2 separate regions of the Homo sapiens genome follow, and region 2 is linked to region 1. A link is a loop called in an ENCODE intact Hi-C map of the cell type or tissue named here. Cell type or tissue: heart left ventricle. All regions are shown on one strand.

Evidence for each region. Peaks named below come from ENCODE experiments on the same cell type or tissue, not always from the same donor. Only the 100,000 strongest peaks of a DNase experiment are listed, where the experiment ranks them.
Region 2: it touches region 1 in a loop (2.1-fold over the local background); 73 of 110 quality-filtered maps call a loop at or near these places.

The regions. Positions count from the first base shown.
Region 1 is chr6:143,953,739-143,956,238 of GRCh38, reverse strand. All of the region lies in intron 6 of PLAGL1 (PLAG1 like zinc finger 1), which reads left to right. Among named protein-coding and RNA genes, the nearest start is that of HYMAI, 53 kb to the left of the region's middle. In heart left ventricle, no CTCF peak of the experiment used is centred here; no DNase peak of the experiment used is centred here.
Region 2 is chr6:144,006,942-144,009,441 of GRCh38, reverse strand. It overlaps PLAGL1 (PLAG1 like zinc finger 1), which reads left to right and starts at 1,183. Exons shown (of 8, transcript NM_001317162.2): 1 at 1,183-1,352. HYMAI (hydatidiform mole associated and imprinted) reads left to right here and starts at 1,183. Exons shown (of 1, transcript NR_002768.3): 1 at 1,183-2,500. RefSeq lists silencers at 947-996, 1,187-1,376, 1,572-1,754. In heart left ventricle, no CTCF peak of the experiment used is centred here; DNase peaks (open chromatin) are centred at 1,161 and 1,522; H3K4me3 peaks cover 2,008 bases; H3K27ac peaks cover 1,864 bases.

The sequences.
Region 1 (2,500 bases):
CAGGGCTAGCCCACTTGACCAAACCACTCTAGGAGGAAAACATTGGTGATCAAGGTTGAACACGTGAGTCACTGACAGGATATGAGGCCACCCATGGAAAGCTCAGAGTAACTTATAAAATCGCCTGTATAAGTTAGGTTCAGAAAGGCATCCGCTTCCCTAGACTAGAAGAGCTCCTGAGCCACTCCACGCTTCACGTCTCCTTGCTGGCCCGAATGCCCATTAGGCACCATTAAGCCCAGCATGTCTAAAAATGAACTCCTAACGCTTATTTTTTGCTGAGTTTTTCTTCTGGGATGCAGAAGAAAACCTCTCTCTGCCACCACCATTCCCTCTTTCCCCTAACCTCAGTCCTAATCCAGTTATTCTGTTTACAGAGTGTCACTGGAACCTGCCCTCTCTCCTTGTGCAGGCCTGTGTTCTCTCTTCTGAGATCTGGCAGAAGCCTAAATGATCTCATTATCCAGCCCACCACCCTCCAGCATGTCTTATACGTCCCTGCCAGAGTTACCATCAAAAAGTGAAATCTGGTGGCAAGTCCACTGCTTCTGATCGGTCCCCATTGCCCAGCTCCCTGGTGGTGAGCGCCTGGGTCGTCCTTTCCCCTTGGTAGTTTGGTTTTGTCAGTTTTCTGTGGCCCTTTGAGGCTCACAATCACAGGCTGAGGCTTTCCCCACTGCCTCTTCCCATTCCTCACAGCATTTTATTGGCATTCTCTACCTATTTCTACCTCTTCTCTTCCCGCCCTCCTCACTGCATCTCCACATAAATTCAAGAGTTTGTGGCTGGACTTGACTAAATAGATCAATCTGCTAAAAACAATTTATGACAAAAAAGCCCACCTTCCCCTTGTAGAGTGGACCCTTCACGATTCTCCATCTCTCTAGCCTGTTTTCTCCTTTGCCCACATCTGCACCTGTATTCCAGTCTTACTGAACCACTTATTCTCCAGGTGGTTGGATTCATTCCCTTGGCCTGAAATAGACCACCTCCCTCTTGAACACGTTGTAAACTTCTACGCTAGCTTCAACTTTTACTTCTCTGTGACACCTTTCTTGATCTCCCAAGCAAGAGATGGTCACTGCCTAGACAACCACCACCTCAAGTTTTAGTAATGATTTTCACTTCTATTTATCTGTTTTCATGCATATGTCATTATAGAGCAATGTAATTGTATTCTGTCCATTCATTCCTGAGGAAACACATCTTTGAATATATCCTGTCCATGATTCCAGTCTTGCATATTGTCTCTTTCCCTTTGGCTGGGCACTAGTTACCTGTCTTTATTTTCTGGCTAATATGATGGTATTTAAACTATATTTCTGTTTGTGGATATTTAGAAATGCAGCTGTTTGTGTAGTTTGATTTTTATAATCAAACACCTTGCCAGGCTTTCTAATCTTGTGTGTGGATTCTTTGGGATTTTCTATATCGACATTCCTCTGCAAATAAATAATTATTCCATTCCAATTTTATGCCTTTCATTAGTTTATTGTCTTACTGTATCGTATTATCCATGACTTCTAATACATGAATGTTTCATGCAAGCAATGATAATAGGTAACTTTGTCATGTGATGAAGATAGTATACTCTGTTTTGTTAGTTTAAAAATCATCTCCTCTCCTTTCATGTTTCTTGGTGAAATGATACATATTTTAACCATTTAGTCAATGAATGTTAGTCTCTGGATTATATTAGCTGAGTTATAAGAGGCTGCCTCATGGTGTTGACTCTCAGATGCTCTCTGGGTTCTCAAGTGTTCCCCTTGCAAGTTTGACTCAAATGCCTGTCCCAGCCCCTGGGGTCTTGCACTGCCACTGCCTTTTTGTTGGTGTTGTCCTCTTTAAAAAATAATATCCTGCTCTTCTTTTAAGGACCTCTGTTCTCTCTAGGATATTAATGATTATTATTTTTGAAGTTTCCTTCCCCCCGTAGTCTTTTTTTCCCCGTTACTTTTTGTGTCAGTTTTCCCTATTAAGTGCCTTCCTCTGATTTCTGGTGATCCTTGGCCTACTAATTTGTGAGTCAAGCCAGTAAAGAGCTGATGGGAGCTTTGTATACTTAGGTGGGGCTTGTCAGCTGGGGCCTTGTATAGGGTAAGGTGGCGACCCCTGGAGGAAACCCCCTTTGTCCTTATGGTTTGCTCTTTTCTCTTGGGCTGGTCAGCTTCCCAGGGAAGACTCCTCCATCCTCCTGCCCTGAGAGAGAGGACATTCACCCTGTGTCAGGCTACTCCCCCACTTTCATACAGTCTCCATAGCGAGCACTTGTGCTAGGGGAAGGAAGGGCAGGCACCCCACTGCAGGCATCAGGAGAGGTCAGGAGGGCTCAGTGCTTCACTAACAGACTTTCACCTGCTGCTTTCATACCTGTTTCCATCCTCACTTCCAGAAGTACCTACTGTACCAAATTGCAGAGACATATGGTAGATGCTTCAGGGTATAGCAGGTTGTTTTGTTGCCTCTTAATGCTGGCTTAAACTTTAGCTTTCTTAGGATG
Region 2 (2,500 bases), 53 kb before region 1:
ATTTATGTATAGAGAAAAACACCAGATCTTCTCAAACATGGCAGCACTCTATAAACCCTCCTTAGGAATATGACTTGAAAATGAAGGAAGTCCATCAAGAACTAAATAAAAATAAAAATTCAGGGATAGATAAGTTACAGTGAATATCAAATTCATTTAAAGATAGAATTAAGACAACATCTGGAAAAATAAAGTTGCAGAGCAATTGCAAATGTTCTCATTGCTAGGAAGCCGAAAGTAACAGAACTAATGGAAATTGAGAGGCAGGGTTACCCCCTAAAGGTAGGTGGAGGTGTATGATGCTAATTAACCTCATCTTTCAGAGCTATGAGACTTTCTAAACCCGAACATGTAGTGAGCTCCTTACACCTCTCTTAATCTTTTTACGTAATGCTTATAGGCCTTTTAAAAAGCACGTCTTTTAGGGAAGAAAGCAATAGAGATTCCCTTCAGTTTATTTTTCTTAAATTCCAGTAACATGAAAAATTTGAAATTATATGAAGCAGACGTAGTGTGATACCGTAATTAGAAAATTACTTCTGTCTACCCTTTCTGCGTCTTCGTTTCTTCAGCTGTGAGACGGGTATTTCTCCCAGTGTTGCTGTGAGGATTACACGTATTTACCTGCAAAGTGCTTAGGACAGTGCCTGGCTCACGGTCAGTGCTCACGTTTGGGCAGCTGCACTTGGGCGCTGCTGGCACAGGAGGTAAGTTAGTTTGGCCTATTGCAGCGTCCCAGCATCTGTCGCGTTTCTCATGTGTGATTGGGCTCTGGCGGCCCATCCTGGCGGAGACTTCGGCTAGCAGGCCCCGCTGCAGACCCCAGGCCGGCTCGGGTCTACCTGCGCCAGCGCTGTACCTGGGCGACCTTGGCTTTGCCCCCACCGGTGACCCGGCCCGCAGGACGTGTGGGTGCCGCTCAGCTCCCCCCGCCTCGGCCGCCGACCCCCAGCTCCCCGGCGGGGCCTCCTCCTGCCACGTGACGCCCCCGCCAGGGGCCCCAGCGCCCTCCTCGCGGCCGCGCCGTTCCGGCTCCCGAGCCCCGCCTGCGCGCGGCCTCCTCGGCGCAGCCATCCTCTTGGCTGCCGCGGGCGGCAAAGCCCACGGCATCTGCCATTTGTCATTCAGCCCGTCGGTACCGCCCCGAGCCTTGATTTAGACACGGCTGGGGCGTGCTCTGGCCTCACTCTCCGGGCGGGTGCTGGACGGACGGACGGACGGGGCAGCCGTGCTCACAGCTCAGCAGCGCGGGGCCTTGGCGCGCGGGGCGCTTCCCCGGGTCGCCGTCATGGCCGCGGAGGTGGCACGCCCGAGCGGCCTCGCCTGAGCTCCGGGGGTCGTCGCCCCGCAGGGTAGGTGTTTGGGTGCTCGCGGCTGCGGCGGGCGGGCTGGGGGCAGCGGTGGCCGTGCATTGCCGCGCTGCGAGGACGGCGCTGGGTTCGCGGCCGCGAGGAGGGTGTGCCTTTGCCGCGCCGCCTACGTGCGGGTCCGGGCTCCGCGGGGCCGGGTGCGGGACCCCGCAGATCGTCACCCGCAACCCAGGCAGCCCCACCGCGAGTGCCGCCGGACCCCCTGGACGCCGCTGCCAGAGGCGTTCGCGCCTATCTGGTATGAGGTCCACAGACCCGATTCTTACAACCTGGCGCTCTAACCTCGCCAACGGGCCAGGAAAAAAACAGAACAAGGAAAAGAAGAAAAAGTCTGTTCCAAGTAATAATGGGACTAGACAGTAACTGTTTGCACTTTCGTCTCTTATGGAAAATATGATTATTTTGATGCTTTAGTATTACAGACTGTATCAGACATACTCTTAAAAGTATTTAAAAACGTGGGGTCCTAAAAATTTCCTAGATCGGGACAGCTGATAATGCGACTTCTGTTAGTCTCCGCATCCAACTTTCAGGGCGGAATGGGGATTTCTACCTTTTACTGAATATACTCCTGTAATTTTGAATATTTTTTCTCATCAAATGTGTTACTTTCATGTTTTAGGAAACCAATAAAAATCAAAAATAGAAACACCCAGCTTAGGTCCTCCTTCTTCCAGGAATCCTCCTCTAACCCCTCCCTCCCAGGCAGGATCGGAGGCCCCTCCCGGGTGCTTTCTGGGGCCTCACTGAGGTCCTGGTCCCCTAAGTCCTCCCCCGCAGCCCCTCCGCGTATTAACCCACCGGTCTCGCTGGGCTCAGAGATTGCTTACTTAGCACATGGTAAGTGATTAATACTGTTTAATGACCGAGGGAAAAGATAAAATGTTCTCTGATGTTTCACGCTTTTCGCTCTGAAGTTAAATAGTGGTAAATTTATATGCGCTTAGATAAGAACATTTAACAGTTAAGGATCTGGAAAAGTTGACGACGTCCGATGTCCGTGTTTCCTGATCCAGCAGTTGCACGCCTGGGTATTCATCCTTAAGAACAATGTTTTTCAGAATTTGAAGTCCATTTTAGTGGGTCGTAAAGTCATTTAAATGGATGATCAGAATTTGTAAAACACAGAC